Linked DNA regions of Homo sapiens: region 1 is linked to region 2. Evidence: chromatin loops called from intact Hi-C (ENCODE). Cell type or tissue: HepG2. All regions are shown on one strand. Links, peaks and the distances in the headings refer to the core of each region. The heading gives the core; the rest is flanking DNA. Region 1 holds the start of LOC124901383 (a long non-coding RNA gene). Region 2 overlaps HS3ST5 (heparan sulfate-glucosamine 3-sulfotransferase 5).

Region 1 (16,341 bases), core at 5,370-13,369, 130 kb after region 2:
TCCTGTGCACATTCAGTCCCCCTGAGCCCCCTTGATAACCCTTCCCTGCTCACCACTGTGCAGTTGAAGGGACGTGAACAGCGAAGAGCTAAAAGCAAAATAATCTTGACCTTTCTGCATCTTAGTTTCCTCATCTGCAAAATGGGCCTCACCATGCCCAGCCTGCAGGATTGTTGTGAGTACTAAGATAGTAGTTATTAATAAGGTGACTATAGCTGACACCACTGAGTCCTTGATCTCATCAGAGGAAAAGAGAGGAGAAAAGAGGGCCCCAGGAACTTGAAACAGAAAAAACCAAGGTGAAAATTACTTACGTTTTTTACTGGCCTCCTAGTTTCACCACACTGCCACTTCTATCATACCTCACTGAGCACAGAAGAGCAAATGAATGAGATAAGACAGAATATGATAATCCAGGACAGAAATTTCATCTCTCCACCAATATGGTGCAACGGGAGTCTGCCCCATTGAGAAAATGAATACGAAGATGAGCATGAAGCAAATATTGCCATGGAGAGAGGATATGATTTTTCAGCAGGTAGGTGGGAAAAAGGAGTGGATCAGTGCAAATATAGAAACAGGCCACTTATAAAATTAGGAAATATAACGAAATCCCAATAGAACATGTAAATATTTCCACCTATACCTATTGTTATTTAATGGGGATTACTGGACATTATTCAATTAGCTATCCTGGAGCAGGGCTGACCTGGGTTTAGGACCTGGCACTCCCGCACCAGCATGGAACATACAAAAGGAGATATCCCAGCTGTTGGTACTGTGAGGAAGTCTAAACCAGGAGACAGAGCCCAGGATCCAAACGGCAGCTCTGCCCCCATTAACAGTACCGTGGGCATCAGGCAGTAAAAGGGTGTTTCAGTGAACAAGTTAAATACTGCAACTGGGAATATTCAAGCTGATAGGTAAAGTCTCAACCATTGGGTGGGGATCAGTGGCAAGACTTCAACTCCTTGTAGAGTCAAGAGGGGTGTGAGGGCTGAGAGAAAGACTAGGACTAGCCCAAAGCAAAATAAAGAGCATGAAAATTATTAGGCAGATCCCCAGGCAGATTCAGTTAACAAAACTGGGAGCCAATCATTCAAGATAAGGAAGATTTGGAATCACAGCTCAAAGCACAGGCCAAAGCCTCTAGCAGCAAAGGCTTCATGGGTGCTGAACTTTTACATCCCTCGCAGTAGAGACAGGGCCTGACTGCTCAAGGGGCAGGCCACTTGGGATCGCACTTACACTGGGAGGTTGGACCACAGGAAGAGAAAATGTGTCCAGGCGGAGAACTGAGCCAGCGCTGGCCCCTCTAACTTGACAAACTCTCAGCAAAATCCACTTTAGCCTCGACTTTCCTGAGCTGTAAGATGAAATTCTGAGAAGAAAGATGAGAAAAGCAAATCTGTAGAGTTGCCGGGAGCTTTCACACTCCTCCTTCTTTATAAAAACCAGTTTCTGCTTAGCTCAGGTAGTAACAGAATTATTTCTAATTACCTAAAATTTCTCCTCTAACTGGATTTCAGCAGGAAATGATATCCTCAAAAGCTTAAATTTCTGGAGTGAAAAATGTAAAAAGTTAAGAAGGTAGGAGTGTTAACAGTTAATGGATTATCAGAGTGGTATGTGCAGCATAGATGTGTACACTGAAACAAAGAAGTGTGAATTTGCAAGGAATAATTCTTTTTCTTTAAAAATAGAAAATGCATGCTAATATTGAGAATAGAAACTGAAATTTATTTTGCATAAGAAACATAAATTTATGGCCTGGCACGGTGGCTCATGGCTTTAATCCCAGCACTTTGGGAGGCCGAAGTGCGTCGATCACGAGGTCAGGAGTTCGAGACCATCCTGGCTAACAAGATGAAACCCCGTCTCTACTAAAAAATTCGCCGGGCATGGTGGCACGCGCCTGTAGTCCCAGCTACCCAGGAGGCTGAGGCAAAAGAATCGCTTGAAGCCGGGAGGCAGAGTTTGCAGTGAACCGAGATCACGCCACCGTACTCCAGCCTAGGCGACAGACCCTCCGTCTCAAAAATTAAAAAAAATAAAATAAAATAAACATAATTTTGAAATTGTCACCATATAATTAACCTAGCCACAAAGAATAGGCAATAAGAGCATAGCTGAATGTATTGAATTGAAAAATAATGACCTTGAAAACACTGGCACAGGAATTTATATTTTTCTATTTTAATTTATAGCTTGTGAAGTGTTGATATAATTTTCTACATTTTACATAATTTGGGAGTGTCTTCTTTCAAAGGAGCTTTAAATATATTGGAATTTATTGGGCAACTGCTAACTCAGAAGCAAGTGGTTGTCCATCTATTGGCTTCCAGAGAGAGGTTGCACTGGTTCATTTAGGCAACTGGAATCCCATTTACCAGAAAGCTAATCAACAAGATGGCTAGTTACATTTATGAGTATTTCTTTTAGAGGCATTTAGTTTCAATCCCACAGATGGTAGCTGCAGACCATTAGTTTCTGAGCCAAGCTTTTCAGTGTCCTATTGTACTTAGCAAGATTGCTATGCAGCAACACAATTATTCCAAATTCAGCAAGAGTCAGCGGGCCTAAAACAAAGCTATGCCATAACAATTTAATCCCAGCTCACCTTCCCCTTTGCTGGATAAATAATCAAACACCTGCTGAATTCTGTTCCATATAATGAGAACATCTTAGCAACAAAGATCAAAGAACACTGACATTTGATCTCTAAGTAGAACCCCATTATAAAAAAGGATTTTTATTACGTGGTGTCGGATAGCTATTTTGTGGGTCAGATAATGCTGGGACAAATAAACAATACCAAAAAATCCTAACTCAACATGATTAATTTGTAAGGCATGGGTCATTCCTTTGCCTCAGCATCAACATTTTTGAGTGCTTCATTCTATCAGAGTCAGCCATCTTTTGAATGACTTGTAAAACAGTCATTTAAAATGTACAGGGGCAAGCGAATATGTGCTTTCTGGTTTTTTATTCATGCTTTAAAAAAAGCAGTAAAAATGCAAGGTGAAAGGATATTAAGGATGTTTATCTTTCTAGTTGCACTAGAATTCCCACTTTCAAGAACAAGCAAAATAGTTTGAGCTTTGAAAATGTCCAAAACACACGTTTTCCAATGTAATTCACATAAGACAATTTGACGATTCCTTCTGGGGTTTCTTTTCATGCTTGCAGTGAATAAATAAATATGAGTACAAATGATAAGGCTTTCTTTCAGGATTTTATTATAATTGCTGAATACATCTCCTACACTCAGGCATTAACTCCTTCTCTGAATCTTTTTTAAAAAATATTGCATGTATGCTATAGAATGCAAATCCTCCTTTCCTTCTCCCATCACACCCAGACAGCTTGTGAAACCCCATATTCTTCATAAAACCTCTCTTGAATGAAAATGACATAGGGCTTTCACCTCCAGTCCTTCATATAAAGGTCTAATTGAAGCAGCTTTCCCCAGATTCTCTTCTCTGTAAAGGGCACTTGTACTATTTCTCATATATGAAGTAAATACTTATTTTGATGTATTTAGTCAAAAGGGCAGCTGGGCCTCTATACGTTTGCTTATGAGATTGCCTGTCTTAGGAAACTTTAATAAGTCAAACATTGAACAACAATCCTTTGGCACTGTGTGCCACTGGAACTTAATAGAGCTCAATGGTGTTTTTTATATTAGCGGTTGTGTGAACGTAGGCTATGTGACATCTAGATCTGTGTGAATACCACAGTGTGCACAAATAACAGTACAGATTAAAAACAAACTTAACAGGACATCCAAAGCCATTAATTGTATTGAAAGTATTCTTAAATTAAAACCATTTATGTGACAATATTGAGCAGAAGACTAGTTTTCAGTAAGAATATTTAATGGTCATCAAGAAAAACATAGTCATTTCCTACTCCCTATAGAATACAAATTCTTGTATTTAAAATTAACACTAGCCAAAAGTACCAGAGCATCCTCCTAACATGAATAGCCTCACTTATCTTTTGGCTAAATGTTAATCTAACCAACAAAGGGAAACTCTTTTAAGCCTGTCTCTTCTTGATATGACAGGATGCAGAATTACCACAATTTTGGACAGTATTTTAAATCATTCAGGACTACTTTTGAATAGTTGATAAAAACTAAACTTTTGTATATGTGTATTACACTTTTTTCCATGTAATATCAAAGTGGTGATATACCTCAGATTTAAAATTTGTGCTGACCTAAGAAATTTTTTTTTAATTTTTAAAATTTTACTTGAAGTTCCAGGACACATGTGCAGAATGTGCAGGCTTGTTACATGTGCCATGGTGGTTTGCTGCACCTATCAACCCACCATCTAAGTTTTAAGCCCCACATGCATTAGGTATTTGTCCTAATGCTCTCCCTCCCCTGCCCCCCACCTGCCAACAGGCCCCAGTGTGTGATGTTCCCCTCCCTGTGTCTATGTGTTCTCATTGTTCAACTCCCACTTATGAGTGAGAACATGTGGTGTTTGGTTTTCTGTTCCTGTGTTAGTTTGCTGAAAATGATGGCTTCCAGCTTCATCCATGTCCCTGCAAAGGACATGAACTCATCCTTTTTTATGGCTGCATAGTATTCCATGGTGTACATTTGCCACATTTTCTTTATCCAGTCTATCATTGATGGGCATTTGGGTTGGTTTCAAGTCTTTGCTATTGTAAATAGTGCTTCAATAAACATGTGTGTGCATGTGTCTTTATAGTAGAATGATTTGTAACCCTTTGGGTATATACCCAGTAATGGGATTGCTGAGTCAAATGGTATTTCTGGTTCTAGATCCTTGAGGAATCGCCACACTGTCTTCCACAATGGTTGAACTAATTTACACTCCCACCAACAGTGTAAAAATGTTTCTATTTCTCCACAGCCTCACCAGCATCTGTTGTTTCCTGACTTTTTAATAATCACCATTTTAACTGGTGTGAGATGGTATCTCACTGTGGTTTTGATTTGCATTTCTCTAATGATCAGTGATGATGAGCTTTCTTTCATGTTTGTTTGCCACATAAATGTCTTCTTTTGAGAAATGTCTGTTCATATCCTTTGCCCACTTTTTGATGGGGTTGTTTTTCTTGTAAATTTTTTAAGTTCCTTGTAGATTCTGGATATTACGACTGTCAGATGGGTAGATTGCAAAAATTTTCTCCCATTCTATAGGTTGCCTTTTCACTCTAATGCTAGTTTCTTTTGCCATGCAGAAGCTCTTTAGTTTAATTAGATCTTATTTGTCAATTATGGCTTTTGTTTCAATTGCTTTTGGTGTTTTAGTCATGAAGTCGGCATCCCTATGTCCTGAATGGTATTGCCTACGTTTTCTTCTAGGGTTTTATTATTTATTTTTTGAGACAGAGTTTCACTCTCATTGCCCAGGATGGAGTACAGTGGCGCGATCTTGGCTCTCTGCAACCTCCACCTCCTGGGTTCAAGCGATTCTCCTGCCCCAGCCTCCTGAGTAGCTGGGATTACAGGTGTCCGCCACCACACCCAGTTAATTTTTTTGTATTTTTAATAGAGACAGGGTTTCACCATGTTGGCCAGGCTGGTCTCGAACTCCTGACCTCAGGTGATCCACCCGCCTTGGCTTCCCAAAGTGCTGGGATTACAGGCATAAGCCACTGTGCCTGGCCTCTTCTAGGGTTTTTATGGTTTGGGGTTTTACATTAAGTCTTTAATCCATGTTGAGTTAATTTTTGTATAAGGTGTAAGGAAGGGGTCCAGTTTCACTTTTCTGCATATGGCTAGCCAGTTTTCCCAGTACCATTTATTAAATAGGGAATTCTTTTCCCATTGCTTGTTTTTGTCAGGTTTGTCAAAGATCAGATGGTTGTAGATGTGTGGTGTTATTTCTGAGGTCTCTGTTCTGTTCCATTGGCTGCAGACCTAAGAATTTATAATGTCTAGAAAAATGATCTTATGGTACCTAGAAATGAAATTTCCAATTCAAATTATTCTAGAAGTAATGATTTTCTTATATCAAATCATTCTGAAATTATAATTTTATGCATTCGGATGAAGGAGGATATATATGCTGCAACAGAGATCAAAAGTGACAGAAGCTTACCTCTAAGAGAAGTTTATTTCTCTGCCAGGTGCGGTGGCTCATGGCTGTAATCCCAGCACTTTGGGAGGCCAAGGTGGGAGAATCACTTGAGGTCAGGAGTTCAAGACCAGCCTGGCCAACATGGTAAAACCCTGTCTCTACTAAAAATACAAAAATTAGCGAAGTGTGGTGGTGCCTGCTTGTAGTCCCAGCTACTCGGGAGGCTGAGGCAGGAGGATCACTTGAGCCTAGGAGGCAGAGGTTGCAGTGAGCTGAGATTGTGCCACTGTACTCCAGCCTGGGTGACAGAGCGAGACTCCAAAACATCTCCGCCACCCCTCAAAAAAGGAAGTTTATTTCTCATGACCTAACAATTCAGAATGAGTAGTCCAGATTGGTAGGTTGGTTCTGCTGCACTAGGTTATTCCAAGACCCTATTCTTCTGTGTTTCAATCAACTTCATCTTCATGGTTGAAGTGAGGTCACTGCCATGCCAGTGTCCCTATGCATGGAGGAGCAGAAATGAAGGGCAAACAACCCTCTTAAGTGATGTGGAAGTTGCACACATCACTTCAGCTCACGTTCTATCAGTGAGAATTCAGTCACATGGCCACATTTAGCTGCAAGGGAGGCTGGAAAATAGTCTGTGGCATCCTCATCTGAGTTCGTACCCCAAATAGCCAAATAACTATGTGTTTTCAAAATCCCACTCAGTCTTTGCATCCAGCACAAAGTCATGTGCTGGCTTTTCCAACAAGAGCTGAGATAGCTCTTTTGTGCTGGTAATGTGTAAACAGTTAAGATTCTTGACTTTGCCCACAGAGTCCCCCTATATAGTGTTAGTGTAGTAATAGGATAATGCAGTATAATCTCCCATTCAGAAAAGAAAGAAAGGGAAACACATAGTAGTCCCTGATCCATACCAGTGATGAAAGCCTGCTGCTCAGTGTATTCAGCTGTTCTTGCATGCCATAAAGAAATACCTGCAACTGGGTAATTTATAAAGAAAAGAGGTTTAATGGCTCATAGTTCTGCAGGCACAAGCATGGCAGCTTCCCAGGAGGCCTCGGAGCTGTTACTCATGGCAGAGGGTAAAGCGGGAGCAGGAATATCACATGGCAGAAGCAGGAGTGAGGGAATGGGGGAAGGTGCCATACACTTTTAAATGACCAAATCACATGAGACCTCATCAAATATTGCAAAGACGCACCAAGCCATGAGGGATCCACCCCCATGATGCAAACATATCCCACCAGTCCCCACTTCCACTGTTGGGAATTTCAGTTCAACATGAGATTTGGGCAGGAGTGAATATACAAACCGTATCACTTAGGAACAGCCTCCCTGCCCTTCTAGGGGTTGATGCCCTCTGCTTAGACCCTGGTGGACATTCTTGGCCATTGGCCTCCATGGCTTCTAACTTTCCTCTCTGGAGGTTCTTCCTTGCCCATATTCTCCTTAGCCACATGTGAGGTGAGACAGAGAGAAACACTCCTTTGGGGACCTCGTTTAGGGATTGAACAATCACAGGACTTTATGGGCCAGACTTCTACTTTCTTTAACGATATGATTCTCTCAGAACTTAGTCAATTTAGGTCAGCCAACTGTATCTTCTGTAAGGGAGGAACAAAGTTGACTACCTTTAAAAAACAAAAAGTACTCTTTCACAGTGCTCGCAGATTTCTATTTCAAATATTCTATTTAGCTGTCTTTATGGTTGGCCGTTAGGATAAAGCTCTCTACTCTCAAAGATTGCTTCTTGTAGAACTGTGGTTTACAGAGAAGAGACATATCTAGAAGCAACTGGACTCTGTAATTTTTTTTAATTTTAGTAGAAATGCTAAAGGTGATTTTATTTCTAAATCAGACTATTTTTTTCTATTGAAAATTATGAGAGTTTGGACCCATTTAGTTAGCCAGTCTCCAGTAGCAATCCATTCCATCACAACATTAGGAAAATGTACTTTCCTTTCAGATGTCCATTGGTTTAAAGGTGATGCGACATCTCAAGGGTATCAGTTCAATTAAGATCACTTACCACAAATTCTTTAAATTCAGCTATGATAGATACAGCACTGCTGTGAGAAATTATCCTCCCAAAGCTGAGGGCTGTGGCTTAGGGGCAGACAGCTGTGTTCCTGATGAGTGAGGAAGGCCCCTGCTTCCCACAGCACCCCCACACGAGCCCTGCCTCCCACTGCAGTTCGCAGCAGCTCAAGACTCAACTCTCACTTCTGCATCTGCTGTCTTTGTTTGCTTTGGTGTCCTTGACCCTGCCTGCTCCACGTACCTGGCCACTCTCATTGAACCTTTATGGTTTTGACATCTGTCATTTTCTGCCCATGTAAACTACCCTGGCCACTCTCTCCAGACTCCCTCCTTCTAATCAGGCAGGCTTTGTGTCCCCATGTGAACATTCCTGTCATTCCTCTGGTTTGGGGACCTGTCTCTCCCAAACCCGACATTCTCATTTCATTTCAGGCTTGCCATAAACCAGGGCTCAGATAAGCCAGGCTTACTGCTGGGACCACTGCAAATAATACCTGAGATGAAACTCGAAGCACACTAAACCATTTTGAGAAAGAATCTTTCACAATAAAGAAACTCTATTCCTGGAGAGATGATGAAATTTCAGTGTGAGGTGTTTTGTTTTTTGTTTTGTTTTAGCAAGGCAGTCTTTGAGCTGTGTGAGATAGGACTGGAATGTGCTATCAGGACCAACCTAGAAGTACAAAGCTAAGCCCTGCCTCCGGGGCTTGTAGGAATGTGGACAGAATACCAGAACCTAGTTGGTATACAGGGTATGAAGTCAGGTTCAAATGCCAAGAAGTAAGGGTCAGGTCAGCAGCAAAAATCAACAGAGAGTGGAGGAACTGGAGTGAAGTTGGAGCACAAGTGAGAGTAATTTCCGTGAGCATCAGCTGAGATGTTTGAATGGCCCAGGCTCTGCAGACACAGGTATGTCACTACCCGGCCAAGGCTCCCACTGTTCAGGTCCCAACTAACAGCAGAGCAACAAGTTAGGCAGACATAAACGTTTACTGAATAGCTGTTATATATCAGGCACTGCCACAGGAGCTATACAAACGTTACTCATTTAATTCTAACAACTGTACTTTGAAGTAGGTATCAACTCAGCCTTTTACAGATGAGGAAACTGTAACATGGTTCAGATGACCTAGCTAGTAAGTGTCAGAGCTAAGATTAGTGCCCAGTTCTACCTAATGCCAATGGCTTTGCCTTTCCTGTCCAGCAGGGGTTAAAATATGTTTAAAACAATCTATGGATTTTTGGGACCTGCTACCTCCAGTTTCCATGTTTCTGCTTATGTCCTGTAGATGCATTTATTTGAGAACTAACTTCTGGATAGAAGTTTCAAGATTAAATGCTCATGTTTGGTCATATGGTAGGAACTTTTGGAGAGTTTAATTTTAGGCTGTGTGGGACCATTATGCAACTTATCAAAGACCGTCCCAAAGCTGAAAGAGTTTTCTTTCTTTGTGATGTAACTAAAAATGTCTTTATCGGGCTCTGATTTTATTTGTGAAATTTCAATCTTTGAACAATGACTGGTGGGAAATCCAGTTAATAATGTGAACTCTTCGCTAAATGTATCGGTCATAGGTCATCCAAAGGTGATGAGAAGTCTGCCAATGTTTGGGAATGCTGCATGCTTGTCTCTGTACAGTCCAAAACAGAGTGAAGTTTTTCAGCCTAAAAACACAGGAAAGCAGCTCTCCTATATTCATCAATCTGGTCAGGGGCAGTTCTGTGACAGTCTGCTCAGGCTACAGAGTAGAGTGGTGAACACAGTTGCCACTGGGAACTCTGGGACTGCATTTACACTGCCTGCTGGTTTCCCACTCACTTAAAACCTCAACATAAAAAATAGAGATGAGTCTCTTAAGTAAAAATTGTTTTATTTGAGAATAATATACAAGAAGTAGGACTGCAATCTGGGACATATATACAGACCAGATTGGCCTCTGGAGTGTCCACAGAATAAAGGAAAAGGTTAGAGTTTATTGGGAAAGGCGGAGGCTATGCGTTGGTTTTGGAAGAAAGCTTATTGGTGCTGGCAGCAACAAAAGAGCTGGTGAGTTCTGACTGGCGAGTGTCAATAGTTATTAGGTAGGACTTGTAATCCTGGAGTTACAGTTAGGCCCTTGTAGTTTTGGACTGGGCTTGTGAGACTGTGTCAGGCACATGTTCTTGTATAAGCAGCTAGCTGTCCTTATGCTGCAAACTGTCCTTGTGTGACCCATGTAATAAGCTGCAGTTTGGAAAAATTTCTTCTGATGGCTCCTGTTATCAAGAAAATCATGTGTGAGATCCCTCCGTTCATGATCCTCCTTGGCGCCATTTGCCCGGGTTTGACACAAGTGACTCTATTTTGAATCTTACAACTTTCACACCCCAAATGCTAGTATTGGAATAGTAATGATACTACATATCTAATCACCTCCTATTCTGCAATGGACATGCACAACTTCCTAAAAAGAACACAAATCCAGAAGAGGAATTAGACAATGGTTATATATAGTGATCTCCCACTGAACACGACATATGTGTTATTAACAATGATAATCATTATTATGCTAGACATTTTGCAGTACTTATTATGTGCCAGGCATTATTCTCATACTTTATGGATATTAACTCATTTAACCTTTACAACAGTCTCATGAAGTAGATATTATTATTCTTCCAATATTACATCTTCCAAGATGAGAAAACCAAGGCATAGAACAGTTAAGTAATTTGCCCAAGGCCACATGTCCAGTGAAAAGCAACCACTGAAATTATGCTTCCTGTTTGAAAGAACTGACGATAAGGCAGATTTAATGAGTGACAAGTACTTTGGAGTCAGTAAAGGGAAAAGAGAGAGCGTGATAAACTTACCTATAGTGTTTAGTCTAAGTTACCCCACTCTTCACTGTGGCCACCGTCCACCACTTGTAGCTCTTCTCCAAAAGCCTGAACATTTTTCCCCGTTAATGTGTTTAGGCAAAGATAATTGCTGTGGTACTAAGGCAGGAATTGGTGAGTGAGGTGAGAAGATAACTTTTACTTAGTAGCAGTCCAGAAGAAATGACAACATTCTTCACAGCACTCCTCCCTTAAGCTTCCCTATCCCCTATAAATGGATAGACATACAGGAAAACCTTGGTATGGGACTATTTGTGTAGAGCTCATGAAGACTAGATTGATTAAGGGAAGTTATGTTAGCTTCTCTTATGAGACTTTGAAATCGTTTTATTATGCAGAATGCTTTCTGTAAATGGCATTTACCTGTAAGAGGAAAAAGATGATTATATCTATTGATTATATAATTATTCATCTTTACAAACATTTTGCAAAGATTATCACATTTAAATTCTGTCTGGCTCACAAGGCTTGTGTTATCCTCACCCACCCTCGCAGTAACTGCTCCCTCCTTTCTCCCAGCCACGCTTACCTCCCATGACTCACTCGTGAGCCTGCCACGTGACCGTATTCAGAGCTTCCACATGGAACAGGTTAAAATGAAAAGGAAGATTGTTGACATCACTTTCTGATGTTACTTTATTTTACTCGTTCCTTTCATTGGTTTACCAATCCCAAACTGTAAACCTTATTTGACCCAGGACTTTTTCCATGTTTTAAACGTTCATTACAATTGCACAGCTCCTATAAATGCATGCTCCTCATATCCCTGTCTAAAGAATTCTATACAGAGATGGGAAGTTGTTATCCTTGAAATAATCAGACAGTGATGCTCCAAGCAGGAAAGCTTAAGAAATAGGGATGATAAAGGAGACAGTACACAAATGGAAAAATTTAAAGGCAGGGCATTATTTTGTGAGAGAGAGAAGAGAGACAAACTGGAAACCAAGAAATATCATGAATATTACAAACAACCAGCTGTAGGAAATGAGGAAAAAAAAATGAGATGGAACATGAAGCAGGGAAGCATTTGTTTTATTCAAATAGATAAGGATCTGAGAGCCATTCGCATGGCAGGCTTGTATGCAAAATACACACACACACACACACACACACACACACACACACACACACACACAAACTATCATCTTAGATAGAGCAGAAAGCTGACAAAGTGGCAAGATGCTGAGAACACTGGCAGTCCCAAGCCCATGTCTGTAGGACAGGAGCCAATGGGCAGGAAGGGCACGCTCACCTTCTCAGCCTCGCCTTCCAAACAGCCCCTACTGCCTTGTCACATTCCAACTGAGTTTCATGCATTTGGTATTGTACATATTGTTAAAATGAAAATTAAAACTGTCATACTTGGGTGACTCAGGCACATTTATAATTTATCACCTTTCTTTATAGTTAAAAAGAACAACCAGGGAAATGCAGCTTAGCTCTCACTCACAAACTCTCAGCACTACATAAAGCATGCTTGAGCCTCATAAGACAGATATACTGCACACATTTAGCATATTTCTTTCTCCCCTTATGGAACTTTTTCTTACCCCTCGTATGCTTAGCTTTAAATATATTCAGAAGCTATAAATATTACATGGAATTTTGAGATCTGAAAAATGACTTCTTCATTGCTGATATACTGATATGCTGAAGAACAAATTTAGTATCCATATTTACATGATAAAAGTTTTCAGTTAATACACTGGACTGTTTTTAGCCATCCATGGCAATGCTGTGATTACATTTCAATCGTTGAGTGAAGGAGAGAAAAGGATCCAATTTAGAATGAACCCAGGTTTCTGGGTAAGTGGAGATTTGCTGAATTTGTAGGGGCAGGAAGAGACACAGGTCTCCAGTGGTAAAGTTAAGTATATTTTAATGAGGCACTGTAGCCAGAGGTGTCCTCTTGATATTTAAAGTATGTATAATGCACTCATTTGGAAAATGCCATTTTATTTCCCTCTGAATAAAAATAATAGTTACTACTTATTGAGTACTTGATTTGTTACAGGCATTGTTTCTCACTCTATCTTATTTAATCCTTATAACAACCTTGTGGGTATATTTCTTCAATTTACAGATGAGGAAACTGAAGCAGAAAGAAATAAAATAACTTGCTAAAAAAAAATTACATAACTAGTAAATGCAAAGAACTGCCAGGCTCCAAGATCTTGCCTTTGCCTCTGCCCTGTACTGCTTCCAACTTGAAAAATAACAAACTAGCCATTTTTGACAGAACAGTCACGTTTCTCCCTTGTGGCTCAATCTCAGAGCAGCCCTCTCTGCATTCCTCGTGCTCCTCTGCCCAGCGTGCTCTTCTGTGTACCGTTGGAGCAGATCTGAACATGACACTAATGCCCTGTGTTGGATTCACAGCCAAGGTGAGGGTAGAAAAGAGTCAGCAAGGTCCAGTGCTTTCTAAGCCTTTATTTATTATACAAATGATCTTAGAACACTATAACAAGCAAGGAAGGGGTGGACCTTAGAGAACTTCTGATTCATCTCAAACATGTAATGCATCTCAAATTTCAGCCAGTCACACAACATCTTCGTGATTTTGGCCAGATCTACCAACCACTTTTACAATTATTTAATACACCGTTTAAATAAACTTTTTAACACTTTTTAAATGCATTTATGTTAAAAAAAATTTATATCACTATTATAAATGGCAAGCCAGTATCACTTTTCATAAATTAAAGATAACCATAAAAATGTACAAAAATAACATTATGAAATTCTAGTCTAATATTGCCAAACTCTTTGAAATTGATAGCCAGTATAGATTAGACATTATTTAAGAGGTGTGAAAGATACTGTAGCATCAAACTGAGACTTTTCCCCTTGAATAAATAGAAGGATTGAAAAAGAAGTAGAAGAAAATCACTCTTTCCTCAGGTAGTTCAGTGTTATTTAATGCCATGTCTGTGCATTACTGATAGTCATCTCTAGTGTAGCCAGTGGTTTGTATCCATCACTCAGGAAAGTCTAGGGAATAGCTATTTCCCTCATTGAAAAGAACAAAGACTAAGGGCCAGAAAGGTGAAATGTTTACATGTCTGATACCCGACATCTAGCATTTAGTAGATGCATTAACATCTTAAATGAGTGAATAAATGAGGTATTTGGAAATATTTGCACTTTAAAATCAAATATGGCTTCTAATTTTGTAACTGCCATTTCCTGCCAGTATGACCAGAACCCAGGTGGTCTCTTGACTCCCAACAATGTTCTTGTTCATGCCACATACTGCTCCACAAGTTGAAGATGATGCATAAATGGTAGTTGAGAGCTAGATGCAGATTCTATGACAGGTCCAAGTTCTACAAGGCAAAACCTAGCACAGAGTTGGGAATCTAGCATGTATTAAATAAGTAATAGGGGATAAATCTTTAAATAGATAGACAGGAATCTTGTTGTCTCCTTCCTTCTGAATTTAGCAATTAAGTTCAACTTCTGTTTACTGAGAATACCTATGTTTCCAGCGCTATTCATATAGAGTAGAATCAGATAAATGGGTCTACTCATGCTGAATTACCCGGATGAAGTGATCAACAAACGCACACTCTGCCTCCTCCCTCATCTTTTTTTTTTTTGAACTTTTGTCCCTAATGTCATTTGCGAGAGTGTAAAATTCTGAGTTCTTCAGACTTTTCCAACCGCTCTTCCCACCTACTTCAATCTCTTCAACCACAGTAGCCCAAGAGTGGCCACCATTAGGCTATGATGTTAATCATCCCAGATGGCCTGACTGTTCAACACCAAAGATCAGGGTTAGCTGGAAACCAAACACTCCTTCAGTCACTGCAGTGAGAACAATATAAGCACATCTGAAAGGAGAGTGGGGAGAAGATCAAGGCAACAGGGCAAAGATATTCCTGTGGGACTGAATGGTGCTGCTGTTGGCAAAGTGCACTCCTGCTATAGATTGAATATTTTTGTCCCTTCAGCATTTTTATGTTGAAATCCTAACTCCAAGGTGAGGACATTAGGGGGTGGGGCATTCTGAAGCCCTAATGAATGGGATCTGTAGCTTTACAAAAAGAGATCTGGGAGAGCTCCCTTGCCCCTTCCAAGTGAGGATGAAGCAAGAAGATGCCTTCTGTGAACTAGGAAGCAAGCGCTCACCAGACACTGAATCTACCAAGCCTCCAAAACTAAGAAATACATTTCTGTTGTTTATAAGCTACCCAGTCCACATTATTTTGTTATAGCAGCTTGCAGGGACTAAGACAACTCACCATTACTATCTTTGGTGGAATTCACATTCATGTATTCCATTCCAAGAGCAGGAGCTTGAAGAAATGTTTGCCATAAATTACAACTCAGGATTTTTTACCAGGGGAGCCACGTAGATGGGTCCGGTACAAAGGACTGTCAAGTGTCATATTTTCAGCCATTCCGAGAGATGCTAGGAAGGAAACTAAAGTGTATATATAAGATATTCCTGCATGGTTACCTGCTCATTCCAACTCAGCTTCTCCTAACGCTGGGTTCTGTTTTTATGTGGCCTCTTCAGACATCAAGACCTTTTGCCCACATTTCCACCATTCCATCATTTAAGTAGCAACTGCTCTAACAGTAATAACAGGAAAAATCTTACTAACCCAAATATATTTTGCTTTTAATTATGCTAGTACCATAGTAGACATCTTTTTTAGAGAACAAAATTAATCCAAAAGCCGTTTTGTGAAGATAATGATTTTTTCAAGTCAACAGATGAAGGCAATATCCATCACTTTATGAGATCAGTGACTGTCCTTTTCCCAGCACCTAGAACTATCATGGCATATAGATGTTCAATAAGTACTTGTTCAATGAATGAATGTAAATTTGGACATATAATGGACTAAGGAATCAGAAATGGGTGCTAATTTAATTACTACTACTTCTCCATCTGACCAATGTGACTTCAGACAAGGTACCCAACTCTCAGAGCCTCCTTTTTTTTTTAATCTATAAAATGCTAGTGCTATTTTTAAGATTAGGATTAAGTATTTAGAGTACCTAGCTCATAACAGGGATTTAATAAGTGGTAGCTCTTTTTATTATACTTATAAGTGGATCTATTTGGGGATATTGAAGAAGTCTGAAAACTCCTTTAATTTCAAAGACCTAACAATCAGTGCCACCAATTAGTCATCAGTGCCACCAACAAGGCACAGCGTTGGATGCCAGAGGAGACATCAGAAGCAGGAAATGGGAAGAGTGGAAGAGATGAAGTAGGAATAAATGAATGGATAGGAAAGGCAGGCAAAGAAGGGGAGCTCAGTGGAGGAGCAGTGACTTGCCATGAATCCCTGCCTTGTTAGCACTTGGCACAGTGGGACCTATCCACATAAGA
Region 2 (16,341 bases), core at 4,490-12,489:
TAAAAGCTTACCTCTCTCTCCAAGTTTGATTTCCCACTTCCTCACTATCCCTAACATCAGTGTAGTGGTGAGCTGTTTTCCATGTGGCCACAGGTGATTGGAAAATAGGCTTGGAAAACAAGGAATCCGAAGTCTACATCTCCAGGGAGAAAAGAATTTTATTGTTGTCAAGCTATGTAAAAGCTTACCAAAAAGCATTTGTAACCTTTTAAAGAAACTTTTCACTACATTTAGGACAACCTTTAAAACTATCAGGACAAAAGTGTGTTATACAGAACCATCATTCCAAGAATTAGATCTGACACTATACAACTACACTGGCATACTTTGTAAAGTACAGCTCATTTAAAATCAGTTATTTTAATTGAAGATTCTTGTTACATGTTATTATGTAAGTTATACTACGGACTAAGGATGCGGTAACATGAAGTAAGTGAAACACTGAGATACATTGGAAGGGATCAGAGATGGAGATATGGTACGTTATTTGGGGAAATGGTCTACCATATCCTAGAATATATCTTCTTATTCTGAATTCCAAAATTAAATGGTATCGAAACTCTTACTTTCATGCTCAAAATCTGCTTCTAATAAGAACTTGGCCAAACTTATAAGGCTTATCTTTCTTATAAGCCTTACTTACAAGGCTACTATCTTATGTTAAAGAAGCAGAAGTGTGTGCCCTCAAAAGGTACCACAAACCCATTGACGTGAAGCTTACATTTACAGATTGCAATGTTAGTTCGATGATGATTTGAGGTTTTATGAATTTATTACTTATTTATTACTTCAGCTCTGTCTACAGCTGAAGGCGCCCTACTTTGGTTTTAATGCTGAATCGTGAATAAGCAGGTCAGATTACCTTCAAAGGCATACAAATTGAAATCAGATCTCTGAAGGCTCATCCAAAGGAGAAGAGATGAAGTCTCTTATTTACTGCCTTTAGAAATATCTTACTTTTGAATGGGGAAAATAATTGTACTGAAATCAACTTTAAATACACCATTTATGATGTGTAAGGCAGCAAAATGTAGTCAGAAGTAACTTAATAGTTTAACATTCAGTAACCATCGTTATGCCACTGGAATGAGTCTTTGACGAACTGGATTTGGAATAACTCCTGCTGGCCCAGATTCTCTTTCCCAGCAATGTGTCCCTCTGCCTGTTGGAAGAGGGCGTACCTCCTGAATCTTAGCCTGGGGCCAGAGCCCTCATCTTACCTGTTGAAAGGCTATGTGATGCTGACCCACAGTCTCCTTTCAGGCTCAGCTCACTAGGCCCCTGTTAAATCTTTCTTAACTTTCATGGCTGCCATCTCCTGCCCTGTATCACCCCCTGTATCCTGGGGTAGAGTATCCCATTGTGCTCAGGAGCAAGTGAAATCACCCTGAACAATTTTACCTTTTCCACATTCTTTGTGTTTTCTTTCCCTCTGCCTGGAATACCTTTTTTCCAACATCTTCCCCCACACCTCATCCCCCACTCTCTCACACATCTTTATCCTGGAAAACTCTCACTTTTTTCAGGTATCACTTAGATATCACTTCTTTGGGAAGCCCTCCCAGGCTGGCTTGGCCTCCCTTCCTGTATCCTTTCCTAGTTCCAGTACCATGTAATTTAGCTTTGGTCCCATTTATCATTCTGAATTAGAATTACCTGCCCATTTCTGATCTGTATGGGAACCTTCCTAGCTACTCCATAATATTGGAGGTCAGGGAGCAGGATTCACCATGATGTTTCTACCACTTGTCTTAGTGCTTCTACATAGTAATATCTCAGTAAATATTTGTTGAATGAATGAGCACACTGTTTGGAGCCAGCTTGTCCAAAATCTCCCAACTTCTGGAAGGTAGCCCTTCCTCTCCCACCAGACCACTGCCCTGCTGCAAGAGACATGTCCTATATCTGGTACTCCTACTTCTGCTCCTTCCTTTCAAGGTAAATCCAGCCATACCGGGGCCATGTCCTGACCATAATGAGGAGGTTTTCAGGAAGCAATAAAATGGGGACAGCCTTCAGGAGCTAATAGAAATGTGGGGACTGTCCAGAATAGAGAACACCCCCATTTGGCATTTTTATCATTTAGATCTCACTGCAATTGCAACAAAAATCTGGGACAGCTTTGTTAGATGCCATCACCGCATGGTCTAGATTTAGAACTGTGTATAACACATAAAGCACAGATTCCACCTATTTTTCTCTAAATAGAAAGAACAGGTTATAAAGTTGAAATTTTGCTTCTGTGGCAGAACCCCATGGTGCAATTTACTGCTCCTTATTTCTCTTGTACTATATTAAGAACAAACACGATTTATAGGGCATTTCCTGAAGCAGCACTTTTACATTTTAGTAACATTGCATATACTTGCTTTTGCTTGTACAGACAGAAATACATTCCTGCTTTCAATTCAATGCTGATAAACACACAAGCACACACATCTAAATATTGGCATAGATGCTGATTTTTTTTAAAAAATACGAACTTGGAATATTCCTGAAGTTTTAACATACTTAAGTAGCTCCAGATTTCTTTGTCTAATTGCCAACTAAAGAAATTGACTACTTGTTGCCATTAAAGGTTGATTAGCAATCCTATAGTTTACTGCCTATTTATCTAAGTGGAATTGATGCAGTAAAGTAGAAAAAGAGTGAATAAAAGGAGTTTTCTTCTTGAAGTGCTTGATTCTTTACCAAGCTTGGGAGCTTTTCCTGAGTGGTGACTTACTGATAAACTGATTGTTAGCTGCATTCTGTCGTTTGCTGTGGAGAACACATTTCCATCTGGTTTTCGAAAGGAATCCTTTGAGATCTACATGTGTGCATGAAATTATATGCAGAGAAAAAGGTATGTTCCCCTAGCCTTCGTCTTTTTTAATATAAATTCACTCAGAGGTTCTTATCACTCCCTGTCTGTTTAATTTCTACTTCAGCAGTGTGCTTCCTCTCACCCAACCTGCCCTCAGCCTTTGGCTTTCTGGAAATTAGTATGCAGTAATCAGAATGCAGCTGACCAAAAATTAAAACCCTGGAGATTTATTATGAGTTCATGGTCCCTCACTTTACTGGACTTTTAAAGAATACTGAAGTATCAGTATTTTAGAAATAAATATGAAAAGACCTCACATTTCTCTTAATTTCTAAATTCTCCTCCACTTTCATTTTATTTTGTTGGACTTCACTATTTATTTGGGAGAAATTTTTCTGTTCTTTTTGACTCTAACCTTCTAAGAATTGTTAAATTTGCAAGCAAAATTATGCAGAAAATGTAACCTTAAGGCAGAAAAATTAATAATAATGACAAGAAAAAGAATAATGCTTTAAATTGCCTACATTCAAATTCAAGAAGTAGAAGAATTGAACAGCAAGGATTTCTATTGATTTTGACATTTATTTTTTATTACAGCATGGTGTTCATTTATGGAGCTATATAAATCGCATAAGAATAATTGAAGAGCACATGTAAACCTGCTCCTTTGCCCCTTTTGGGTTTCCTCCCTCATGACTTAACCCGAATGTCAGGAAGCAGCTGTCAGTCATGAGTGGCAGTGTTTAATCACCTATTGTTTCTCCCACTAACCTGCCCCCTCAAAGCCCATCGCAGGTGGCCTTCATCAAAGGTAAGTAATGAGAACCACAGAGCTTTGTCATCAGTGATAATTAGGGTGACCATTTCATGTTTGGAAAATTTTAACATACATTTTAAAATGACAGAGTAAAAAAAATAGTCATCTTTTTGTTCCTTTGTAATTACAACTATAACCTCGACAAGGCAACCTGCAATGAGAGCATTCTTGCTCAAGAAGGGATATAAGAATAACTCTCTGGAGCTAACTCTTTTAAAACGACCTTGAATAATATCTGCATATGGCTTTTCCCGAAGTTAGTGAAATTTCCACATGTGTACTCAAGTACGGAGCAGTTTAGAATACATTCCCTTATCGGGAACTATTTCCCCTTCCCTTTGCCTATGAAATAAATGTTTTGTGCAAGAAGCATTATAACCCATGAATGTATCCATTAACTCCAGAGATACAAATGGAATGGGAAAAAGGAATGGGGAAAAAGTTAATATTTGCATTTATACAAAAAAATTTATGACTGTTATAATTACTGTTACTGTCTGTATAACTTCTGTTGTAAGCAGCAGTGTATTAGGTTGGTGCAAAAGTAATTGCGGTTTTTGCCATTAAAAGTAATGTCAAAAACCGCAATTACTTTTGCACCAACCTAATATTTCCTCTTGTAAAGAAGCAAAAGAAATATAATTTATTTTTTCCTTTTCCTAGTTCTGCTTATTACTTATCCACCATGGGCAGACAATACCATATTGATACTCTAACTCAGAAGAGCCACTCTTGGGTTACAGAATTTAAACAAGAATTAAATCAAGAATTAAAAAAAAAAACAGCTTTAATAATGTATCATCCTTATAGAGGAGGAAGTGATTCTGCAAATATTTGAAACGTTAACCTGAAAAACCATGAATCTTGTGGTATGTGGTCTTATAAACAAAACAAACAAAAACCCCAAAATACTCTGACTATAGAATTTCCATTGAGGTGAGAGAAAGTCAGACTGGGGAAAGGGTAAAGCTGAAAAGTCATATTGATGTTCATTCTTTGCCAAATGCACCACTCCCTTCCTGTTGTAGCTTCCTAATGCAGCCAGATGATCATAATATCTTCCAACAAGATCTAAACTAATCCCATGCTGACCATCGTTCCATTATTTCCTTACATAAATACAAGGATATAGGAAAGAGCAAATATTTTATGCAAGGTAGGTTATGTGGATCAAGTAGGAAAAAAGGAACAAATGCATATGCTTGAAAAATAGGCCTTTTGTGCCAATTAGACCCCAATTGTTGCTGTAGAAACTGTCCTATATTTTATAAAATATGAGTTAAAGAGTAGAAAATTGAAAATGGAGTGCTGAGTCATTTAATATATTTCATCTGGAAACTTTCACCAAAATTTGAGAGTTTTTTTGTTTTTTTGTTTTTTTTTTTCCCACACTCTCATAGCTTTTGGAGATTTAGCTGTAGCAGGTCATGGGCTAATTTATGTAAATGGAATTTGTACTCATACAAAAAAATGCTTTTTGCTTTTTAATAGCTGATCAGAAGATTACTCTTATTATGTGTAAAAGCATGAGTTACCCATTGATTACAAAGATACTGAATACTTATTCACTTACGATGCCAATATTTAAATGTTAATTCATTTAACCAATAAATATATAAATAACATTTTATGTGCATGGCATATGAAGTATTATAAGCACATTCAGAGCAAGGTATTAATTATTAGCATGTCTTTTACAGCGTAGTACTCTAGGATGTCCAATGAACTGAGAACCCCATAGGTCAATGATTCTAATCCCAGCTCTCTCACCTTGAGAGTCACTTAATTTATTTAAACTTTGGTGTTATTAAAGAACTAACATAAGCATAGTAAAGGGTTTCCAATTTCCCCCCTTGCCTTCTATGTGCCTTTTATTTGGGGTGGGGTGGGAGGGCAGCTAGCCACCTCTCCAGCCCCATAAATTTTGACCAGCCTATAAACAGCTGTCAGAAAATAATTTTCGGGTGGTGTTTGAGATTGTGCTAATAACCTCAGGCAAGGGGCATGGAAATGGGAAAGGGGCCCAACCTAAATTTCCATTAAAGTTGAAAACTGATGCCTAAGCCCAAACTACGAGGACTTTTTCCTATCACAGAAGTCAGCAAACTATATAGCCTGTGGGCCAAAGACCTGCACCAGGTTTTGTACATCTCAGAATTGAGAATGGTTTTTATACTTTTAAATGGATGGGGAAAAAATTAAAAAGAATAATATATTGTGATGTGTGAATATTATATAACATTTAAATTTCAGTACCTGTAAATAACGTTTTGTCAGAACACAGCCATACCTATTCATGTGCTGTGGATGGCTGCTTTCATGCTATAATGGCAGAGTTGAAGAGTTGCTGCAGAGTCCAAATGGTCAAATAACCTAAAACATTTGCTATCTGGCCTTTTACAGAAAGTTTCCTGATCCCTACCCTATGCTATAAAAACCCTAACCTTGTTTTAGTTGGGAGCCACCTGGTCATCATGTACTCCCTGATGCACATGTGCTGACAAAATCCTCCATGTGAGTCACTTAAATCATTCCCTTTTTCACAGTTTCTGTATGTATTGTAAGCATAAAATATATACAAGAAGGTGTTAATGTAAAGTTTAGTAACACTGTGTGAAGCACTAAAGAGAATGCTTGGCACAAAGGGACAATGTTAGCTACTACTGGTATTTAGTTGTATAATTAGTTATATGTTTATTGACTTAATAAACATATATTATGTTCTTTTTATTTATAGTTTATAGTCAGGGAACTAGTAGGTGCTAAGGAGCATGAAGATGACTCTGACACATTCTCAGACTCCAAGGTACTTAAACTCTGGAACATACCTAGATAACAACAAATGCAAAGTAGAATATTGAGTCATAAAGAATTGTAGATAAAGTATTATGAAACTTAGAAAGCAAGAGAGGGGGAGAAGGGAAGTCAGGGAAGGCCTCTAATCCCAGCTCTGTCACCGTGTATAGTCAGGTGTATAGTTGTGTAGTTGTATACATAGTTGTATAGTCAGGGAACTAGTAGAAGGGAAATCAGGGAAGGCCTCTAATCCCAGCTCTGTCACCTTGTATAGTCAGGTGTATAGTTGTATACATAGTTGTATAGTCAGGGAACTAGTAGGTGCTAACGAGCACAAAGATGACTCTGACACATTCTCAGACTCCGACACATTCTCAGACTCCAAGGTACTTAAACTCTAGAACATACCCAGATAAATATTTGAGCTGATCTTGTCCTTCACCTTGCTGCAACCACTCTTAAAGCCATAAAGTCTTCAAGCTTTCTCATGTCCAATACCTGAATATCCTTTATAATCTCAATTTCAAGTACTGCATCCTTAACTGCCACTTGTCTTTCCATATGGCTCCCTTTATTATTCCAATTTCAGAAATTTCTAGAGGCCTGTGATCCATTGATTCTTTATCTTTTCACTGTCACTTACTCTTTTATCTTTACTTTACTCCTACCAGCTTAAGAGTGTCATTCAAATTAGTTTCTTCCTTATAACCTCAGTTCCATCCATAACTAAACACAACTCCTAGTTTATGTGAGGCCTGCTCCCTTGCAGACCAACCTTTCTAGAGAAAAACACACAACCGTGCTGACTATTATCACTTTACATTGGTGATCACTAACTTCAAGGGATCCTTAGTGCTGCCCAGAAGCCATGGTATATTTCCTGAGTCCGTCATCAGCCTCTCTTCTCAAAACTCCACATATCTTCTCTATTGTCTCTCTCCGCTGATCTCCTTTCCTCTTATTTCATTAAAAATAGAAGCATCAGAAGAGAACTTCCAAAGATTTCACCAGCAGAACCATTTGGCCCCAAGCCTTTGTGCCTGCATTCTCTGTCTTCTCCTCATTACTCTGGGTGAACCACCCATGCTTCTACCTGAGGCCACCATGTTGTCACTAGATCCCATTCCCTTGTACTTACCCATGAGAACTACTCCACCAGTTCTCCCCTCTTCATGTTACACCATCAAAATGTCCCTCTCTACTAGATCTTTCCCACATATGTAAACATGGTTATTTCTTCCATCTATAATTTCTTTCTTCTTTGCCCTACTTCTCCCTTCAGCTACACCCCAATTTTTCTTTTGCCTTTTAGAGTAGAACTTTTCTAAACAGCTGTGAGGACTCTATCTCCAGTGCCTCTTCTCCCCTCTCTTGGACCACCCTCCCCAGTCAGGCTTTCACCCCACAACTCCCCTGAAACTGCTCTTTCAGCATCACCCATAACTACATCTTGCACATACAGAGGTCAGTTCTCATTCCTCATCCAATTTGACCTATTGGCATTTGACACAATCAGTTACTCCATTTTTCTTGAAACACTTTTTGTTTGCACTTGACTTTCAGGAGGCCATACCCCTCTAGGTTTTCACTTTCCTAACGGGCTGCTCTTTCTCTGCATCTTGTTTATTTCTCCTCATGTCCCTAACCTCTTAGAGTGTCATAAGGCTCAGACGCTGGATGTCTTTTCTTTCCTCTTCTCACTCCTTTAATGATTTAATCAGTCTTATGGCCTTAAATACCATCAATAGGCTGATAATTTTCACCTGGACCTCACCCTAGCGCTCCAGGCTCAGATGCAACAGATTATATCACTTAGATTCTAATAAGCATCTCAAATTTAAAGATCCAAAACAAATCCCAATTTTTCAGTTAATTCTCTTCCAGCACCTTTTCCCATCTCAGTAGATGGTAATAGTGTCCTTACAATTGCTTAGGACAAAAGGGTTTTTCTCTCATACTTTACATCTAATTCATCAGGATTACCTTGTTGGCTCCATATTCAAATTTGACCACTTACCCCCTTCTCCACCATTATCACTCTTTCTTTTGCCACAATAATCTCTCAATGGCATTATTTCATATCTTTCTTTGTCCTTTCCTCTGCCCTTGTTCCCTAAAGTTAATTTTCAACACAGCCAGCATGATCCTTTTAAAATTAAATTTAATCGTGTCACTCCTTAAAATCCTCCAATGGCTGGCCATTTTACTCAGAGTAAAAGTAGAATCCTGGCTGTGACTTGCAAGGCTGCTGTCATTCCTTCCCCCTCTCTCGTATGTCTCTGAATGTATCTTCTGCTACTCTTACTTCACTCCACTCTAGTCAGACACTGTCCACTTTGTGTCCTCAAATATTTACACTTTAAGGCCTTTGCACCGGCTGATGCCTGGCATTTTCTTCCCTCTGTTATCTGCATGCCTTGTTCCTTCACCTCATTGATCAAATGTCATCTCAGTAATTGCCCTGCCCTGCATGTGTTGGTAGAGAGAAAGGAATTTGTAGAGGAATCCCAGGGGTCTTTGTGGAGGTCCCACGTGGATCCTGGGCTGAAGGCTGGGCTCAGGGAGAACTCTCCTGTGGCTTAGCAGTAAGTGACTATGTACTATGGAGTTGAAAATGGAACAGCAGCACTGGAAGACTTTGGTGTTCCATCTTAGGCAGGTTAACATCTTCGCACCTTGTAATCACCTCCAACATCTAATGCAACATTAGAAAGGCTATGCCTTAGGTTTAGTACCATACCCTTCTCTGCAAAGCTTAAAAACATGTGTGTCAAGATTCCTTAGAAGGGGAGATAATCTTTCAAAGTTAAGTCTTGCCCTGTTAGAGGGGATTGAGAGACACCTTGACCTTTTTACACATCTGTCCTAGACAATGTCAAGGTGATCATCCAGTAATTAACTGCCTACTAGAATAAAATGAACACTCCTCAAAGGGAGAACACAGACTCCAGAACCTTTACAACATATCGTCTACCAAATCTAGGATTCAATCCAAAATTCTGTACATGTAAAGACATAGGAAAATGTGGCTAACAATAATGGAAAAGAGTTAATAGAAGGTGACTCTTAGGTGACCCAGAAGTAGGATTTAGCAGACAGACTTTAAAGAGCCTATGATAAATATGTTCAAAAAATTAAATAAATATATGTTCAAAGAAGTGTAGCATTAGGATATGGTTGATACAGTGGCTCACCAGTGTCATCCACTATCCATCCAACACTGTCATTTTTCTGCTTTGCTAATATATTGAGAACATATTTATAGCATGCCAGGAAAGATGGAAGATTTGAGAAAAAGAAGGAGGACTTAGTGGGCCACGGTCCTCCTGCAGACAGGTGGCAATCATAGAGTGGAAAATGTAGAATTTGTTTTGGAAAGGAGAGGAGAGAATTCTTCCTCTGAAGTGAAAGAGAAGGAGAAAATGAAAATATTTATCTTAATACAAAGGCTTATCTTAAATATATAGCTTAAGGCAGAAAGAATACTAATTGGGATGTCATATTGAATGAATTCAATCATGTGGGAGGCAATGAGGGGATAAAATTGAGGAAAATTTTTAAAAAATAGGATACAATTGTAAGGGAAGAGATACTGAGTCAGCAATAAATAAACTAGATTTTTGCTTTAATTTGAAGTTGTAACTTTCTTCTTAGGTATAGAATATATATTTCTGAAACATAAGCCTCCCCAGAGCCTGGATTAATTATATTTCTAATTTATTAGAAATATAATTTCTGTTCATCCAGGGCTAGATTATATTTCTTAAGAGCTGTTTGATTTCTACTCTAAATGAATTTGTCAATTCATTTATTTCATATATACATAATCTCACTTACTGTGTTTAAGAATCTCCAAAAATTATAAAAGAGAAACAGGAATTGGTAGAGATTAGTAAGAAGAAAGAAAAGAAACCAGGGAGTGGGCCTGATGAGATGGCAAAATTTGGTCTCCATGATCAATTGAGAAACAACATACACCAGAACTGAGCAGCAGAAATCAGCAAAGGCAACTGGAAGCCAGGTTTTAACTACTACAAAGAACTTTGTAACAATTAGACCTGTCCAAGTGGACTTTCTCCTATTATTAGTTAATGGAAATACTCAAGCAACAGATAGACATCATGTCTCTGTGTTACTTTAGAGGAAATTTATATTGTGAATGGTATTTAATAGACAGCCTCTAAGATCCCCTCTGATTCTACGATTCTATGATAACCTATTATAATAAGTCTACTTGGGGCATTTTTAAAAAAAAAACATGGAACCTAAACAAAATTATATTGATTTAATTTCTTTTTTCTCCACTTTTCTGTGATAATTGTTAATCTGCACCACCCATTTTTGGTAATATTGCTTTTTATATGGCTAATCCCAACCCTTTTTATTTTTTGTAATGAGAACAAGCTTTCTGAATTCATATTCAGTGATAAAAATGTTATGACAGAATCATAGGCTTATCAACTTAGAGCTGGACAAAGCCTTAAAACTCACACAGGCAGACCTCCACATTTTTCAGGATGAAAAAGTAAGTCCTAGAGAGGCTAAGTGTGCTACCCAAGTTCACGCTGCATAGAACCTCCCTGCATCCCATTCCAGAGCTGTCTCTACAGCATATGCTGCCTCCTGCCCATTTAAGTCAATTTAAATGAAGCTTTCTGCAGTGTTTTTATTTAAAATATGTAATTTATTTCAGTACTTTAGGATCATGTCAGATGACTAGGAGCATGCATCAATTTGTACCAAAATGAAATTTTATAATGCAGTCTAAAAATGCAATTTATTTTAGCAGTTTCCTCTTATACCCGGTTTAAAGATTTTTTAATGGATTTTTTTTAAAAGTTCCTTCTTATATTTTCACTGAAATGGAAATCAATGAAATCATAATACTTTGAAATAATGGTGTGGATGGAATGTTTTCATTTGCAATAGACTAATTAAATTACTTATTTTGTCATTATAACTTGCCTTTATATTAGCAAAATTGGCAGTCTGCCTCATTAAGCTGCATTTGAGAAGGGCATCTTCTTTTTTCTCATTTACTAATTCAGAATACAAGAATTCTCAGCATCATATCAACTTTTCCTGACATCGTCCACAGACCACTCTGGTGCCAGACGACGTGGTGCCACCGCAGCTAATCTGATTAAAGCTCAAAAGCTAAATAGTATCTGGTAATGCTAGATCAATACTAGCACTGGAAGGGTCAATTTGAGCATAAGCCCAATGTTTTCTCCTCCCATTGACTGATCATGGAGGCATAGATGATGGCCAAAAGTGACTGATTACTGGATAAATATTAAATCCATTATCAAGCCAGTGAAAGGCTGTGTGAAAATGTGAGTCACTCTAGCCCTGAGGGTCTTGGTTTTGTCATCTATAAACTGAGGGGATTGGACTATATGATCTCCAAGGATCTTCTAGTCTAAAATTATATTAATGAACCTACAATAGCCCCTGGGGTGTGCTGATAACCAGAAATTGTATGGGCAGCCGCCAAACAGCACACATAGCCAAATGGACTCTTGTATATTTCATTATTATTTAATCTCCTTTCTAAGGTTTCTACCCTTGCTTCAATCACCAGAGAAAATTGAGTATGTTGGGAATGAGCTTATGATGCCATATGGTGGAACTGAAGGGGGAAATGGCTGTTGTTTTCTAAATACACTGAGTGCAGTGGTTCTTCAAATTTTATGGTTAACCCTTTGAGAATATGATGAGAACTATAAATTGTCCCTTCCCAGAAAATTACACAACTATTCAAATTTTGCTTTAGCTTCTAGAGCTACCTGAATCTGTCTCCCTTTAAATATCCCTGGTTTCATGCATGGTCTTACATATGGTGGGGTTTTCATAGAGGTACCATAATATGATAGAAACAGGATGAGCACTGAATCAGATCTCCACTCTCTGTTACATAAAGCTGTGTGATATTAGGTAAGATGGTTAATCACTGTGAGTCTGTTTTCTTACCCACAAAATGGAAAGATAACTCCTTCATCACAGGATTGTGGGGTTATATGAGATAATATGTGTACATTGCCTAATACCGTGCTTGACACATAGGCATTCAACAAGTTTGTTTCTTACTTCTTTTCAAAAATGTGACTAGCTTATACTTTAGGTGAGGTTTTAGAAAGCAACTAATGAACTGTTTTAGAATCATAAAATGTTAAGTGTTGGAAGGTAGCAGTCTAATAGCCCATAACATCCTTAACCCTTATCATAACTTTCGCAACTTGAGATATTGGAGAGCTAGCATGAGGAATGGGCAGCATCTTCAGAGTCCCACCACCTCCTCTCTGGCATTCAGTGACCTTCTGTGGTCAGCTCTGCCTCCAATGCAGGGCTCCATCCAGACCAGGAATGACCTCAAGCACCAGCCTCCTCTCTTGCACTTGTCAAAGCCCATCTATCCTGTGTTTCCATCCCTCTATGCCTCACTCTCTCACCTACTTTGAGTTAAAGTGCTAACAATGAATAATAAAACACTCCTTACTGCATCTCCCTTTTAACTGCTGCCTTCAGTTCTTGTTATACAAAGAAATGACGAGCTGCAAGAAATGGCCTAACTGTTCATTTCTGAATTGTTGCTAATCTATCAGCTAGCTATGAGTATTCCTTCTTTCATATTTTGGGAAAAGAAGAATGATAATTGGTCAGCGCTCATACTGTATTACACATGTCTCTTCTTGTTGCTGTGTTAGGATGAAAATTAAAAAGGAAACAGGTTTAAAGTATTGATTATAAGAAATACTAGGTAAGGGCCCTCTTAGGAAATATATACTGTTTCCATCCTTTGTAGTTATTTTCTATTCCTCAAAGTCAGGAGGAAGAGCAACAATGGCAGAGTTAAACTGGGCAGATCTGAGCTGGCTACCCTTTTAGCTTTAGTGCTTCTTATTCCAAGAATAAGAATACCTTCTATACCAAATCTCTAAGAGAACTGAGTAAACCCGTATACCTGATACATCTACACTGCATTGTGGAGGAGTGGAAACTGCACAAATGGTGGCAATGAAAGCCATCCAAGAACTTGGGGTGTAGTATGAGTGCCTGAGCCACAGACAGACAAAGCCACAAGGCCAGTGAACCAGAGGAGGGAAGTCCCCTGCCCAATCATAGGTTGAGGAAGTGGGCATTCATGGTTGTTTGGCAGAAAGCTCACGATGTATATGTGGTGCACAAACTTAATGTTGCGAATGCATATCTGTACACAGGGAAAGATGATAAATTTTGTAAATAGATTTTTTTTGTAATCATTAAGTGTGTCCATAGATACTTGGATCATGAGAACTAGAACAGGGGAGGTTAATAATAAAAGTTTTTCTAGGAAAGATATCCAAGAAAGAAGTCTATATTTTCTGAAACTAGTGACCCGGAATTCGAGAAAGAGTATACTGATGTAGATACTGTACAAAAACCAGATTGCTTGTTCTACCTGGCTTCTGGATGCCATGGCCCACTCTCTCAGGCCCTCTGGAATTCTAAAGACCAACTGCAACTTGGCCAAATTGGCTGTTTGGTTGGTTCTACTTGTTCCCTGGATTCAGCAAATTGTTCCTCTGTTCAAAATCCCTACCTTATAAATAAAGAAGTAAGTACTCCAACTCTAGACGCTAGATTTATGCTACCCCGATTCTAGGAAGGGTGCTTGTGCCTTGTGTTCTCCATATCTGATTCTCTGCTCAGTTCTCTGGGATCTGTCATCTGCTTCACCCTTCCTCACCTCCAGGCCCAGAGCACTTGGGACACCCTATTCTTAACATCCTGCATAATGGTGGGAAGTGGTAGGTGCTAAGCACCTCTTATTTTTAGCTGTACATTAGCCCTTTTATTGGTGCTTCTTGTCATGGCAAGTTACAAACAACCCCACCTGAAGATTTTCATCTAACAGATTCCGGCTTCAGTGGAAATTGATCCCCTTTAAAATGGGTACCTTTTCTTATTGAAGCAAGTAGCTAGATTATTAATGCAAAAATAATTTTATCACATAGACTCATTTTTATCACTTCCATTCTTATCATTATTAAATTAGCCTTTAATAAATCTTTAGTTATTTGATTTTTTTCCCATACCTCCTGATAGTCCAATGTGTTTTGTGTCACGATTGCCATTTCTGAGATTCCCTGTCAAGTCAGAAGTGACTATGTTTTGGGCAAAGGCTGGCATTTTTGTATGTGTGTGCAGAGGCAAGACAATAATAAGATGCAATAAAATGTGAGAGCCAAGTGTTCTCTGCAGACATGAAAACAACAGGTACCAAAAAGTGTATCTTGAGGGCAACCAAACATATTTTTTGCAATCGAAACTGAATTTTCCCCCAAATATATTTGAACTTTGAACTAATATTTGAGTACTGAGTATGAACCAGAAGCTTAGCTTGGCCAACCACTTTAATAATATCAGAAATAGGTGTTCTGTAAACTTTTTAGTGCCTCTTGATCAATAAAAGTTAGAGCAAACATATTATTTGCAAAAAGCTGGTACTTGTCACTTACCACAAGTTCTTGGTGATATATATGTCTATGATGAAGAAAAATAGTGGCAAATTATTGTTCTTGAACCTGCATAAGTATTAATGTTGTTTTCTGTTCTTCGTAATTTGATGTACTTCTGATAATTTTTGAAAAATAAACCCACACATTGCATTTTAAAATAAAAAGTGACAATCAGCAATTGTTTTTTCTTGCTTCTCTCATGAACAGACAACTGATACAGAGAGTTAGCTAATGCCTCACTATTTAACTTAGCAAGTTTGAAGTGAAAAGAGAGAAGTTTTGACTCCATTTACTTCTCAAAACTAACTTTATATAATTTTATCTTAAATTTTTTGCCAAATGTTTCCTAATTTGTTAACCTTATCTCTGAATTCAAGCATTTTTCTCTTAGTCAAATTCAGGGCATCAACAAGCCTAAGAGAAGAGATACAAATACGTGATATATAGACAAGTTTTTCATCATTGAGTTTATGATAGCAAAGGTCTACAGGCAATCTAAATGTCATCAATAAAGAATGAGTTAAATAAATTTTTGGATATGGCATCGGTAGTTGACAGTATCATTAACTGAGAGAACAGAATATAGGAAGCAAATCTTAAAGCAGAGTGTGTGATGAATTCAGTTTGGGATCCTTGAGTTTTAGGTTCCTGTGGGATATTTGGGTGAAACTGTCTATCAAGCCATTGGCTATAAGATCAATTTCTGAGGTTGGAATTAGGTTTCAATGTGGGAGTCATGGACATATAAATGAGAGTTTATTCATAAGTCCAAAAGAGATCACCCAGGGACAGCATGCAGCAAGAGAAGAAAAATGAACCAGAGATAGGGTGCTGAAACACACCAAGAATGGATTGGCAGGGAAGAGATGCCCCAAAAGAAGTTTAGAAAATGCATTCAGAAAGGACAGAAAAGAACCAGGAAAGAGAGATGTCATGGAAGTCAAGGAGTAGAGGGAATAAGTAGCCAAATGTGTTAGGTATATTAGTAAGATGAAAATTAACAAATCTTCATTAGATTTGGTATGAAGGTCATTGGTAATCTTGGCCAGGGATTTTCACAGGAGTCCATCCTTTTGCTAGAACCCGTGTCCTCTTGCTTGCTTAAAAACTTGCCTCCTTCGGTTTTCCCATCATTCTCCTGCAACACAGCCTTTCTTTGACTGGATTATTGCCATCATAGTGAGCTTCTATCTTCAAACTTGACCCAGGCTCTCCCTCCAGCCACTACGTTCTATCTCTGCTTTCACAGTGAAGCTACTTGAAAGAAGTGTTTGTGTATGCTCTCCCTGCCATCTAGGATCCAATTCACTCATTAACCCACTGAAGGTTAAGATCTGCACCATTACCTCCCCCAGCTTTCTGCCAGTAGCCTTCAAGCAGCCAAACCCCACACACGTGTTTTAGACCTCTCAGCAGAGTTA

The links. Peaks named below come from ENCODE experiments on the same cell type or tissue, not always from the same donor. Only the 100,000 strongest peaks of a DNase experiment are listed, where the experiment ranks them.
Region 1: it touches region 2 in a loop (2.8-fold over the local background); 2 of 110 quality-filtered maps call a loop at or near these places.

What each region holds. Positions count from the first base shown.
Region 1 is chr6:114,137,648-114,153,988 of GRCh38, reverse strand. All of the region lies in intron 3 of HS3ST5 (heparan sulfate-glucosamine 3-sulfotransferase 5), which reads left to right. The region is part of intron 6 of HDAC2-AS2 (HDAC2 and HS3ST5 antisense RNA 2); the gene reads right to left. LOC124901383 (a long non-coding RNA gene) reads right to left here and starts at 11,041. Exons shown (of 2, transcript XR_007059718.1): 1 at 10,968-11,041; 2 at 9,969-10,370. In HepG2, for the core only: no CTCF peak of the experiment used is centred there; a DNase peak (open chromatin) is centred at 8,788; H3K4me3 peaks cover 568 bases.
Region 2 is chr6:114,265,279-114,281,619 of GRCh38, reverse strand. The region is part of intron 1 of HS3ST5 (heparan sulfate-glucosamine 3-sulfotransferase 5); the gene reads left to right. All of the region lies in intron 9 of HDAC2-AS2 (HDAC2 and HS3ST5 antisense RNA 2), which reads right to left. Among named protein-coding and RNA genes, the nearest start is that of HS3ST5, 70 kb to the left of the region's middle. In HepG2, for the core only: no CTCF peak of the experiment used is centred there; a DNase peak (open chromatin) is centred at 8,819.